Regions from separate parts of the Homo sapiens genome. Here all the other regions are linked to region 1. The links are chromatin contacts, found by Hi-C or POLR2A ChIA-PET in ENCODE. All regions are on one chromosome and are shown on one strand. Each heading gives the region's core, a stretch centred on a gene start or an enhancer-like site at or near the end of the contact. The rest is flanking DNA. Distances are from core to core; before and after follow the strand shown. Region 1 holds the start of COG2 (component of oligomeric golgi complex 2). Region 2 overlaps TTC13 (tetratricopeptide repeat domain 13). Region 3 overlaps PGBD5 (piggyBac transposable element derived 5).

Region 1 (4,356 bases), core at 1,017-3,516:
CATTTTATTTCTAAAGTCCCAGGAACAATGTCAGAAGGGAATTACAGTGAAGAAAGAAAGAGTTCAAGTTCCAGCTTACCTAGACTTCCTGCAGAGCCTCGAAAGAGAAGGCAGGGTTGCAGACATCTTTGTTTCATCTGTCCAGCATCCTCTCCCGTGCCTTGGTACTGGGCTTTGAAGCCAGGCTGCCTGGGTTTGCAACTTGCCACTTATTAACAGTGTGACCTTGGGATAAAGGCCCACCTTTCAGAGCCACTATAGATTGGTTATTGGAATTGCTGGTTTTGTTAGGTGTTACAAAATGTCAGGGTTTTTTTTTCTTCTTTTGATGCGTAAACTGAGGTATTAGGGGATAGGAAATGATATGGTGTTTAGAATTTGCTTTAAAACATATTCCAATAAAAGGGCTGGACTCAGTGGTTCATGCCTGTAAACCTAGCACTTTGGGAGGCTGAGGCGGGTGGATCATCTGAGGTCAGGGGTTCGAGACCAGCCTGACCAACAGGGAGAAACACCATCTCTACTAAAAGTACAAAATTAGCCAGGCATGGTGGCACATGCCTGTAATCCCAGCTACTCGGGAGGCTGAGGCAGGAGAATCGCTTGAACCTGGGAGGTGGAGGTTGCGGTAAGCAGAGATCATGCCATTGCACTCCAGCATGTGTAACAACAGTGAAACTCCGTCTCAAAAAAATATATATATATATGTATATATATATATATATAAAACAACAAAAAAAGAAGGTCTCGATGCGGTGGGTGGGGAAGGGCAGAGGAGACAGGTTGATGATGGTTGAAGCGAGGTGCTAAGTACATAGGGTGGGGTTCTTGTGCTCTCCACACTTCTGTGTACTTGAAAATTTTCATAACAAGAGAAAACAAAAAATTAAACAGAAAATGAGGTTTTCATTTCCTCCAGCAAAACAAACATAACAGGGACTTAGGATGTACTTTTCCCAATCGCTCCTCTGGCAGAATATTTTGATCCTCCAGCTAGCTTCCGGCTCTTATCCTGTTCATCTGTTCTGTAGATACTGGCAGGAAATAGGCTCTTCAACAGGGCCTGCTAGGTCCAGTGCTAGGGAGTAGAGCGTTTTGGATTCTACGCCTACATTTTTTTTTAAGTGACCAGTTTTCTAGTTGAGATACTTGAAATACAAAGTCTCATGGTGAGGTCTTACCCTCTGCTGTCCCATTCCTTTTTACAGGCCATCATGGCGTTAATCTTATCTCCAAGGAGAAAAATTGGGAAGAGAGGCCTAGATTCCTCAACAGAAGCGGGAAGGAAAGGTTTGCAGAATGAAGAGTGTGAAGTGAGGTTTGTGGTTTGAATCATCCGAATGTCAAGGAGAAAAGAAGAAAAATGAATCATCATCATTTGACCACGGTATTTACAGCTAGCGGAAGGGACAAGAGGAGAAAAAAGCAAGGGAGGAGATAAAGGAAGAACGTCTCAGAATAAAATTGGGGTGGGTGGGGGGAGGAGGAGGAAGACAGTCTAAGAAATTGGTTTGGTTGCACCAGTACTGGCCACAACACAAAAATTTGTCCATTCCTGGTTGAAATTAAAAATAAATGTGCATGCACATGTATTTGTCTGCTGTGTTTAATCAGATAGCGAGGCACTCCTTTAAGCACCTTGAAGACCCAAAGTTGCGCTCAGAGGCTGCCCACCTGGAACGGAGACCGAGGTTGAGCAGGGAGCTACTCAGAGGACCCAAAGCCGCCTAGCTGACCACCTTCTTCCCTATGAGTTCCCAGTAACGGAGCCCAGTGGAGGAGACGCTACACTTCTCTGTGGGGACAGAGGCTAAGGGCGGGGGTCTCCATAGAGGCGTTAGCGCCCACCAGCGGCAGTGACCGCGCACAGGGAGGTGAAGAATGCGACCACGGTGATACGTCCAACCTGGAAAACGGGCCTGAGAACCAAAGGGCCAACTTCTGGCCATGCATAACGAAGCAGAGCAGTCTCAGGGTAGAAGGCACTGGAAAAGCGTTGTAGGACAATTTTTCCCAGTAGAAACGGTGGGGGTGGGAGGGAGACCCGCTCACCCCTTTTGACCCACCCCTGCAGCTCAGCCACGCCTCCTAGGGAGGTGGGCAGCCTTGCAGGAGCCCGCGCGAGGCTGCAGTACCGCCCTCCGCCACATGAGGGCAGCACGGCCTACCCGTGCAGCAGCGGCGGCCCCCGCGCCCCTCTTGGCCAGAGCCAGGCGCAGGCCGGCTTGCGGTGCCGTCGTTCATTGGCCGCGGCGCGGGCGCTGCCATGTTGGCGGAAGCGGACCCCCCTGTGCCGTGGAAACTGGCGGTGGCCGCGGCCGCCGAGTCGGTCTGCGCAGCCTCCTGCGTTTTCTCGCTTGGATCTTGGCACTGAGAGGCGGTGGCCGGCGGGATGGAGAAAAGTAGGATGAACCTGCCCAAGGGGCCGGACACGCTCTGCTTCGACAAGGACGAGTTCATGAAGGTGCGCGCGGCGTCCGCTCCCCGGAGCCGGGCCATGAGGGTGCCTCTGCCCTGTGCCCTCTGTGGCGGTCTCTTCGGTCGGCTGCTCCTGCCTGCGCACGCTCAGTGTCAGGTCCTCCGCCGAGACCTCGCTGCACTTCGCAATGAGTCTTTTGGCGTCAGGTTTGGCGGGTGCAGCCTGGAGAAAGCACTTCTGTAAAATCGTGCGTGTTACATGGAAAGGCCTGAAAGTTCTGGGCAAGTGGTTTTGAGCTGCATGTCAAAGCCACTGTTACCCGTTCCTGTTACCATGCAGTGCAGTCAGATTGCCAGTCCCCTTGTCGGAAAGAAGCTTGTGGACCGGGGCCTTGGAGCTCATTAAGTGTGTGTTGAATAAATCTCCAAGCCCACGTACTTTCCTAGGGACTCGGGTCGGAAAGAAAAAGAACTTAATCTGAAGTTTTGCTTAACATTCAGCTAAAGCTTCCAGAATGGGATATTTAGAAGCTTAGAACATTCTTACCGACTATTGCAGTACGACAAAGCAAACCATTACTCTTTAAAGAAGTTGCTCTACTTTTTACGTGATGCATTTGAAGAAGTTGGTAGTTGTAGGTCATAAACTTAGAGAAAAGAAATATAAACTGAAAACACTTCACTGATGATAAAGTTCATCAGGCACAGCCTTGAAAATGGCCAGGCTTTGAGTGAGAGCTGGGAGGAGCTTTGCTCCTACTTGGTGTATCCCTCTGGGTCTGCACTTAAGCCATTCAAAAAATGTTTCTATTTAATTTCCTGAGGACTAGGATTTTTGACACCTTTTAGTAGCTGCTTTCAGTGTTAAAAAGCGAAAAGTTTTAGCTGGTTAGTAGACATCTACAATTTTGAGCAAGTGAGTTGAAATCTTACTCTGCCTTTCTTGGTGACATAATGTTTTCTAGATTAATTAGCCTATCTCTTTTTGATAATATTTGCATTCAGATTACATCTCCAAAGCTGTTTTTTTTTAAAGTAGATCTGTATCTTCTCCAGTGTGACCATATCATTTTTCGTATGTAGGACTTATCTATACCCAGGAATAATGTACCTTATTCTTGTAAGTGATATTCCTATTAGACCACTGTACTAAAAGGTGTAACTTCATTAGGATGTCTCAAAGAATGTACAGAATCAACTCATTGATCCAGAAACCCTTCGTTTTGCCTACTGGCTAAGAGCTACCCTGAAATGAGGGTAGAAAGAAACAGCTAAGGGTACATGCTGGGGAGAGGTGCCCTGGAAGAGGAAAGGCCATACACGGAGATCAGGGGCCTTGTTGACGTCAAGAATCTCAGAGTACAGAATAATCTCAGTTTGTCCATCTCTTGACTTCTTAAGGCTCAACACCAGCATCTTCTCTGACTCACTAGCCCCACCACCTTTCCCACTCTGAGTTGACAGAATGCCTTTGGTAAATGCAGCTTCAGGAAGTGAAATCACAGAAATACAAGTTCTAAAATAGAACTTAGAGTGCAAACTGGGGTGGTGGCTGGAATGCCAGCAATTGCATATTTCGTGGCTCTGTGAATATGCGGTACATTTTGTAGTGCTTATAAAAGTGACAACATACATAGAAGAAAATACATAGAACAGCTGTTCTGTGTAAAATTTTGTTGATTTTTTAGGTGGAGCTTGAAGATAAAGGTTATTTGCAATTTGTGTTGCCTTAAACATATAAAACTACATATAAGTTGCACTTCCATGGCAGAAAGGATGGTTGGAACACTTGTCCAGGCTATATTTCTATGTTTGTGTCTCATTCAGCACATTTTGTAATTGGATAGGTTTTGTACGTGTGAGAAAGTTGGGATATGACATTTGCATTGGGAGATTTGAGATTGCTTGAAAATCCAGATTTAAAGTTGCTTGAAATCC
Region 2 (4,073 bases), core at 273-2,772, 270 kb after region 1:
AATGTTACTAAACATGGAGGACACAGGCTCGGCTGGAGATCTATGTAACTCGTGTACCTTAAAATAAAAATCCATAAATTGGGACTTAATACATAACCAAGCATTTCTCCCTTCCCGCTCCAACATACCTTCCCTTTGGGAATTTTTCCTGCTACTTCTTTTCCACTTGCCATCAGTGCTCCCACGATGACCGAGTAAGCAATTACACTATTTAAATAAAGAACAAAGGTCAATCCATCCTGGACGGTCTACAGTTACCATGTTAAATTTCACCATGGACTTCCCATCATGAAAGATAAAATTTATTCAAAAATTCTTTCAAATAAAACACCGAATGTTTCATTTAACATGAAAATATGCCTATTTGTTTAAGAATAGTTACTAATTTACTATTAGAATATATTTACTGGCCAGGTGAGGTGGCTCACACCTGTAATCCCAGCACTTTGGGAGGCCAAGGTGGGCGGATCGCTTGAGGTCAGGAGTTTGACAGCAACATGGCGAAACCCTGTCTCTACTAAAAACACAAAAATTAGGCCAGGCATGGTGGCTCACACCTGTAATCCCAGCACTTTGGGAGGCCGAGGTGGGTGGATCACTTGAGGTCAGGAGTTCGAGACCAGCCTGACCAACATGGCAAAACCCCATCTGTAACAAAAATACAAAAAATTATCCAGGAGTGGTGGCATGTGCCTGTAGTCCCAGCTACTTGGGAGACTGAGGCAGAAAAATTGCTTGAACCCGGGAGGCAGAGGTTGCAGTGAGCCGAGATCGCTCCACCGCACTCCAGCAATGCATGTATACAATAAAGTTCATAAATACAAATACATATGTTAGTCTTACTTTTTAAGCATTAGAAATGCTGGCCTTCAAAGAAGAAATGCAGAATACATTCTCACAATGTACTAACGGACAGATGGTTTGGAGATTTGGGCATGTGTGTGAACTGCCAGGGCTCCAAGGTGGCTGTTAGAGGCCAGGGGATTGTGGGGTACCTTTGCCTGCTGGCTCGGAGGCTCGTGGGGCAAGGTCTGCTGCCCTGTCACTCCAGAACGAGTGTAGAGCTGCGAGTGTGCAGGTCTGGGGTAGGAGGCATTTGTAAGACGTTGTGCTTCTGCTCTTGGTGAGGGAAGAGAGGGAGCTGACTGGTTTTGGGTGGAAGGGGCTGGCAAAAGGCCATGGGACCCACTATTGTAACCACAGTGTTGTGCTTTTCCCAAAACAAATCGGCTCAAAATAAAGACAGCTCTCACCCATGAGATAATGCATCCTAGCAGGTGGAAAGGATGGCACGAGCACCTGAGAAAGCTAACAAGTGCCATGGGTGGACACCAAGAAAAGTGAGTCAAGGTGATTCATGGGGTTCTCCAGCAGGGAAGACTTCAGAGGCTAAAGACATGTGCTCTGCAACCTCCAGGGTCCCAGGGCTGAAGATGAAAGGGGCAGAGAAGGCAGGGAGATGTGGCAGAGAGCCCACGTGGAAAGCCAAGGGGAAGCAAAAGAGCCACGGAAGAGAGCGGTGCTGCAGCCAAGGCAAACCAGGGCAGGGCAGGGCTAGCACTGCGCACTGTGTATGCTGCCAAGCTCGGCTTAAACCCATGGTTTTCAGAAGGTGCTGGAGAGCCGCAGGGCACAGAGAGGAGCAGGAGCAAAGCTAGCTGTGGCGGGTACAGGGAAGAGAGAAACAGAAGTGTGGGAGGCAGAATCAACAGACTATTTAGGATTGAAGAGATGTAGGGATGAGGCAGAGTTGAGGACAATCAGAGCTGCACGTCCTTCAATGTCACACGTGAGCCAGCAGAGCTGCTGTGAGGACAAAGGACGGATGCTGGCTGTTGAGTACAGTGGGGCCCACAAGCGGTGATGTGCACAGGCCTCACATCCCTTATTCAGTGGACACAACTAGCAATATTATGCTGATAAGACAACATTTATGTTTCTATTTTGTTTCAATGAGTCTTAAATTCTATAACCAAATTTACTACCACACTTAGGGGAGTTTTACTTTCTAAGCCATTAATCAAAGATAAAGACATTCAAGTGTATTATTTTTAGCCAAAACATCTTAAGTTCAACTATGTGCCAGTAATGGCAAAAGGCCATTTACATAATTTACTGCACACAGTGCTGGGAAAAGGAGAATGAAATGAAAACTCTACAGTCATAGCTCTTGTTTTAATGATACCTAAAAAACTCCTGATATACAAGTAGCAAGAATTTATCCAAAATAATAAAAATAGTACAGAGTGACTGTTGGCCCAAAAGTATAAAACATGAGGATTATGGGTCACCTGACAGCCCAAAATGGAAAAGGAAGAGGAGGAGGAAGAGGTTCAGTAAGAGGCTGGCAGATACAAAAAATTAAAACACACTGAGCACGGCACATGATACACAGTAAACTTTCCATGAACTTGTGTTGAATGGATGAATCCCTATCCTATTAAACGTAAGCACACTATATTAGAACTGTCTTCTATAATTCTTTTGCTGATGTGATAGACTAAGGAAATATTTTTTTGTGCAGATTTTGGAAAAAAATAGGGAGCTCCTTACCATTTCTTTGTGTACTCTGTACCTATATCCATAACAGGAAGGATAAGCAAAAAAGAACACATTTCTCAATTTAAAATAATTTTAATGACAGGATATTACTTACCTGGATCCTCGAGAGAGTGGCATTAAATTATAAAAGTAATAAACTAAGGATAAGATTAAGTTGCAGACAGCATCAGCCTCCTAGAAAAAAAAGATACAGACTCATAAATACTATAAAGATTACAAACTAATTTTTCATTAGGTGACAGAACACACAAGAATAATCTACATCAAGAAGAGGATTGTTTTCTTCCTCCCCCATAAGAATCTACTTTTCAAATTCTTGAATATTCTATACCCTTTTGTATCATTTTTTTCCAATTTAGTTCAATTTAGAGCAATGTTTTCCCAGCTGTTTCTTAAACTGCAACTCTTGGATAAACATAAAAATCTCAGTCTCCTTTAACGTTATTTGAAATGTCAAAATATATATTGTGACTAAAATTTTAAAAGGCATTTATTAACACCAAATATGTTCTCTCAAACAACATGTACCTTACCCCAAAAGATCTGGGTAAGCCCCTTCCCCTACTCCGCATTGAGATTTGGATGATGCTCAATTATGTGTATAAACTTAGATGTTTAATTATATGGATGCAGTGATTAAATGTTGGAGAAATAAGGTGACTTTTCAAGGGTAAGGGGCACCCGTCCACTGCAGAACACAGAGAAGGGGCGTGGTGGGGAGAGAATGTCCACCATACCCTGCTGCCTGTAACGACTCCACCTCGAGTCCAAGCAGACAACCAAAGAAGAAGGCCACAGACCAGGAAAGGGCCGCCAAGTGCAAAGTATACACAACTTCATTATACTTTCCTTGCCATTAACTCATCAGAATGCATCATCCAGTTTACATTCAAAAGCTCCTTGTAAATATACGGTTATAAGCAACAACCGCAACGAAGGGAAGAAAATGGAAGAAAAAGGTGAAGCCCAGGTCATTTTCATTATGGACCAGCTTTTTTATATCTTGTCAAAGCCCAAACTTATGATAATGTCATAGTGCAGTACTAAATTATTAATTTATTATCCTCCCCATTACTGTAGTTACTAAATACAAGAATTTTTGCCTATAAGAAATAAGAAATATTTTTAGGTCAATTCAACCCAATTTCAAGCATAAGATGTACAATCTCAGTGAAAGGGCAGAGGTTCAAAAAATTTACAAAAGAATCATAGGAAGAGCAGAAAAATGGAAACAAAGAGAAACCTACCCCAAATTCTGATGAAAGAATCAATACTTTTCCTTTTGCTGTCAAATCTTTATAAAGTGCATCTATTTCAGCATGATATAATTGTGTCCTTTCTTCCGTGGTTTGAGTTTCCACAGAAAATAATATATTGCCAACTCTGAAAATACAAAAATAAGTGTGAAAGGCATGTATTATAAGTTCAAACAGCCAAACACAGAAAGTTTTTTTTAAAAAGCAAATAGCATACTGACGTAGCACTAAACATATACAAGAATGTACCTTACC
Region 3 (4,376 bases), core at 294-2,793, 290 kb before region 1:
CCAGATGCACACAGGATCCGCATGTAAACATTTATTCCAAAGCTACACAGGGCCGGTATGGTGGCTCTTGACTGTAATCTCAGCATTTTGGGAGGCCGAGGCGGGATGATCACTTGAGCCCAGGAGTTCAAGATCAGCCTGGGCAACACAGTGAGACTCCATCTCTACCAAAATGAAAATAAAAATAAATTAGCCAGGAATGGTGTCACATGTCCATGATCCCAGCTACTTGAGAGGCTGAGGTGACCAGATCACTTGAGCCTGGGAAGTTGAGGGTGAAGTAAACTATGATCATGCTGCTTTACTTCAGCCTGGGTGACAGAGTCAGACCCCGTCTCAAAAAAAAAAAAAAAAAAAAAAGCTACCTAGGCAGATCTCAAGGATGGCAGGACCACGTTTGCATATCCCAATGCCTGGCACAATTGTGTGCAGGTAGCAGGTGCTCAATAAATATTTACTGAAAGAATAAATGAATGTCCCTTGGGAAAGTTTACATAAAATGAACCCGACGCACCTGTACCTATGGGAGTATCATCACAAAAGGCACTATAGAGATGGCAGAGGACTCTGGAGAATGTGAGGGGACAAGGAGCTGAGGCTGCACCTCCAGGAGTGAGGGAATTCTGCTCTGGGATAGGTCCAGTCTGGCAAGACCCCAAACAATGCCTATGCACAAGCAGAGCCCCAGAGTCTGGCTGGAGATCCTGACCCCAACTCAACCTGAAGGTCCCTCAGACCTGCAGAAGGAGCCGAGATGGTGCTTTGGAGGGAAGACATTTTCCCGGAGCAAGCGCACTTTCCCCACTGTGGTTCTGGAGTGGATGTGGGGAGGAGATGTTCGGCAGAATCTTCCTACGAATCCTGCTGTAGTTCAGGGAAAGATGGAAGTGCAAAAACCCTGTGCCTTGGGGCCTGGAGATGCGGTCAAGCGAGGGCAGCAAGTGAGCGTGCGGTCAGCAGTCACCACAGGGCTGGCCTGCCTGTCTGATGAGAGAAGGTGTCGCTGCGCAGCACGCATGAAAAACTAGACTAGGCAGGGAGACGTCACTTAGGAGCCACATTCTGGTGTGTATCTGTCCCCACCATCTCCCTTTGTGTACCCTACTGCTCCTGGCAGCTCAACCTCAGATGCTTTTCCTGGGAGTATCATCACAAAAAGCAGAGCTCAGGCACCTCTTGTGAAACATGCACCCATGTTGGCCATGCTGGCTCCAAGGTCCTATGACTCGGGCACGTGCTCCTGCTGAAGGTTATTCATAATTTCACCAGCAGGCTGTTGGTGGAGGTCTGTGAAGAAGGCATCCTGGAAACAGGAAGGTTGGGCAGATACCTGGTGGGAGTGGGGAGGCCTTCTGGGACAGCCTTAAGTTTCAAAGCCACAAGTCCAAAAGTCTTGAGGGACAGCCTCCAGGGAGATGGTAGAAACCTCGTATGACCCACTGTTTGGGTGACACTTCCAGCCAACATTGCTACGGCCTGAGCCTTGATGAGTCATTTACCCAGATGGGCTTGAGTCTGGAGGAAGAATGTGCAGGGAACGGGGCCAGGGGTGGCAGCAGCCTCTCCAGGGCTGGCTACCCGCTGCCTCGGTGAGGAGGGAGCAGCCCAGCCCTGGCCTCCGCAGGAGCATCTGGGTGGACTTGGACCCACAGTGAAAAGGGTATGTGAACAAGTTCTTGGGTATCAGATGAGCCCAAGTCGCCCGGATTTTCTTCCCCGACCCTCTTCACCGACCCTCCCCGGGCTCAGCCCAGGGCTCACCTGGATGATGAAGCCAGTGGAAGAACATTGTCTGACCCAGAGGCTGAATTTCCGCTTTTTCCTCTTTCGCAGCTCCCGCTCTGTGCACGTGGCAATGAATACAGGATCCTCATCGATCAGGGGTTCATGTAGCACCTGCCAGGAGGGAAAAAGCAGAGGCTCTCACGGAAGGCAGCATGAGCTTGAGGGCTCATCAGATTGGAGCTCAAATTCAGCCTCTGCATTTGAGCAGCTCTGTGACCTTAACTAAGTTACTTTACCTCTCTGATCCTGACCCTTCTTATCTATAGGAGGGTGGTATCATTATCTATACTACTGTTTCCAGAAAGGATGCAGTAAGAAAGGATTCAACATGCAAAATAGCACCGGCCCTGATACACAGTAGATATTTCATCAATGGAATTTATTATTATTGTTATTATTGGCCTAAGGTCCCTTGTCCCAACTCTCACTTGGTTGAGGGATCTCTGGCATGGGTCCTGTGTCCTCTGGCTGGACATGCCTGGTGATGGGCACCCACTTCTTTTCATGGAAGCCCCTTCCACTCATGGAAAGTTCCAACTGCTAAAAAAGTCTTTCACTGATCCACAATTTACCTATATTTAACTGAAACCTAGGGATGTGACTTCTGTCCAGTGAGAAACAAAGAAAAAAAATGCTATTTTTTTTGGATTTTCAAGACAGCCCTCGTGTCAGCCCACGACCTCCTTCTTCCAGGCTGAACCTCCTCTTTTTATAAATCATTCATCAAATGACCCAGTTCCCTGTTGGCCTGTTGCAACACACAGCCTCTGGTTCTCCTCTAGGTTGTCATGACCTTTCTGACAAGATTCCCAAGGCAATTTTGAAACTAATTTCATCTATTTCAACTTTTTGATAACATGATTATATGACTTTTCCCAATGATAAGACAATAAAGAAAAAAGAGATGGCATAATAAAAATAGGCTCCAAGGAGTGGCCACAGATCTGCTTCTTCAAGGTAAAGCTCTTTCGGGAGGCTTTAGGATAAACTTCAGGAACGTGCTACACTTCCCTCCCTGATCCTATCTCAAGCTTAATTATGAATTAGATTGTGCATCTGTAGGGAACTGAAATGAAGAGTGCAGGCAATGATTCCCAGAACTCTACACGATGCCCTAGATCGGGGTCAGCAAATTACTGCCTAGTCTGGCCCACGTCTGTTTTTGTAAATAAAGTTTTATTGGAACACTGCCATGCTCACTCATTTAAATATTGTCTGTGGTTGCTTTGGGGCTACAATATCAGAACTGACAACACGCAACAGTGACCACACCGATACAAAGTCTAAATACTTACCATCTGGCTATTTACAGAAAAAGTTTGAACAAATCAGTCACCTGAGGATCCTGCTAAAATGTGGATTGTGATTCTGTGAGGCCGGGTCTGAGACTGTGCATTCCCAACAAGCTCCCAGGTGATGGCAGAAAAAGGTCTTCCAAGGACAGAAGGGAGGATGATACTTACCATGTGTGATGTGGACAGCTGCCTTCCATTCTTCTAGGAATGGAAGGTGGGCTGAGGTTGAATGCAAATTGAATGCAAGGTTACCGTGCATTCAATTTTCGAAAAGTGACAGCCCTGCACTGTTCAGTCTTAGCAGTGCATATCTGCCTCCTCAGTTTTTCTACTAATGGACACATGGGGACATCACATGTGGTCTCCCCTGTCTTGTGAAGGGGAAGGCTGGGAGGCTGGCCTAGCTGCAACGTCTCCCCTGGCCCTCACGCCTGGCTTCTTGCACTCGCTGGCTCTTTGTAGCTCATAAAACATTCAAAGCCCCATTTGGAACTATTCAAGTGCAATGAACAAGTCCCCCACACAGTGGGAGAATGGGAGGGGATGGAGAAGGGAAAAGATGGCATAAAAAAGCCCTCTGCCTGTCCTTTCCCTGCCCAATGATCCTTGCCGAAGACGTGCATCCTACTCTGTCCTCTGAGGCCACAGCAAATGAAAATTGCCCTCTCTCATTCTCTTCAGAAAGAAAGTGCACCTCTATTCCACTTGCATTGAACATATGATCAGTTGCAAATTTATATTTAATCACATGCCTTATCAAAGCAAAAGGGCCAGCAAGAATTTCTGACCCTCAATGATCTTTTTCCTTTTCTATCATCATTAAATGAATTATGAATATGTCATTACTAAATGCAGCACGGAACAGCATGCTCCCCAAAGCTCCAAAAACTTTGCCTGCCAGAAAAACCACTTGCTTCTCCTCCAGGCTACACATGGGTCAGCATTTCTCTGTTACATGACTGTATCTCCTGAGCCTCCTCCTGTGCTTGATGAGCTCGTTTTGAGGTGTGGAGGGTGGTAGGTATGGTAGGGGAAAGACAAAACATCCATTTATTGATTTGCACAATCCCTCCCCGAAAATATTTCTCTAATTAATCTGGCTCCAGTTTTGAGGAGATGCAGTATCTCCCCATTTTGTATTTGTGTAGAAACACACACACACACCCCAGCTGCTTTGGTCATTGCTACATTCTGGGAATCCTCTGAAGACTCTAAGACCAAACTCGTACCAAAGGGTCACAGCTGCTGGAATAAAACGGCTCCCAAGATTGCAGGCTGGAGGGTGCGAGTGAGCTG

The links. Hi-C counts contacts between places; a loop is a spot of excess contacts on that map. ChIA-PET counts read pairs that join two places held with the same protein, here RNA polymerase II (POLR2A). Pooled maps may share reads with other maps.
Region 2: a loop to region 1 is called in a map of ascending aorta, with 2.5 times the contacts of the local background. The contact joins the enhancer-like site here to the promoter of COG2 in region 1. A Hi-C loop is called at or near these places in 13 of 168 maps with a recorded cell type or tissue (HepG2, IMR-90, K562 and 10 more), 7 of 37 single-sample maps with no recorded cell type and 22 of 50 pooled maps.
Region 3: a loop to region 1 is called in a pooled map, with 3 times the contacts of the local background. The contact joins the enhancer-like site here to the promoter of COG2 in region 1. A Hi-C loop is called at or near these places in 1 of 168 maps with a recorded cell type or tissue (dorsolateral prefrontal cortex) and 3 of 50 pooled maps. POLR2A ChIA-PET finds 5 or more read pairs at or near these places in 3 of 52 experiments (BJ, H1 and activated T-cell).

Annotation. Positions count from the first base shown.
Region 1 is chr1:230,640,215-230,644,570 of GRCh38, forward strand. It overlaps COG2 (component of oligomeric golgi complex 2), which reads left to right and starts at 2,267. Exons shown (of 18, transcript NM_007357.3): 1 at 2,267-2,464. The coding sequence starts at 2,393. LOC124904545 (a long non-coding RNA gene) reads right to left here and starts at 483. Exons shown (of 2, transcript XR_007066935.1): 1 at 80-483. RefSeq lists silencers at 2,061-2,200, 3,814-3,933 and an enhancer at 2,291-2,510.
Region 2 is chr1:230,908,814-230,912,886 of GRCh38, forward strand. It overlaps TTC13 (tetratricopeptide repeat domain 13), which reads right to left. Exons shown (of 23, transcript NM_024525.5): 19 at 3,810-3,945; 20 at 2,657-2,736; 21 at 129-207. Among named protein-coding and RNA genes, the nearest start is that of C1orf198, 42 kb to the left of the region's middle. Within about 2 kb of position 1,523, at least 7 of the 41 ENCODE cell types and tissues checked have a DNase peak (open chromatin) inside an H3K27ac peak, as active enhancers do; they include ascending aorta and dorsolateral prefrontal cortex, where a contact is called at or near this core.
Region 3 is chr1:230,349,197-230,353,572 of GRCh38, forward strand. It overlaps PGBD5 (piggyBac transposable element derived 5), which reads right to left. Exons shown (of 7, transcript NM_001258311.2): 3 at 1,762-1,896. Among named protein-coding and RNA genes, the nearest start is that of PGBD5, 75 kb to the right of the region's middle. Within about 2 kb of position 1,544, at least 4 of the 41 ENCODE cell types and tissues checked have a DNase peak (open chromatin) inside an H3K27ac peak, as active enhancers do; they include dorsolateral prefrontal cortex, where a contact is called at or near this core.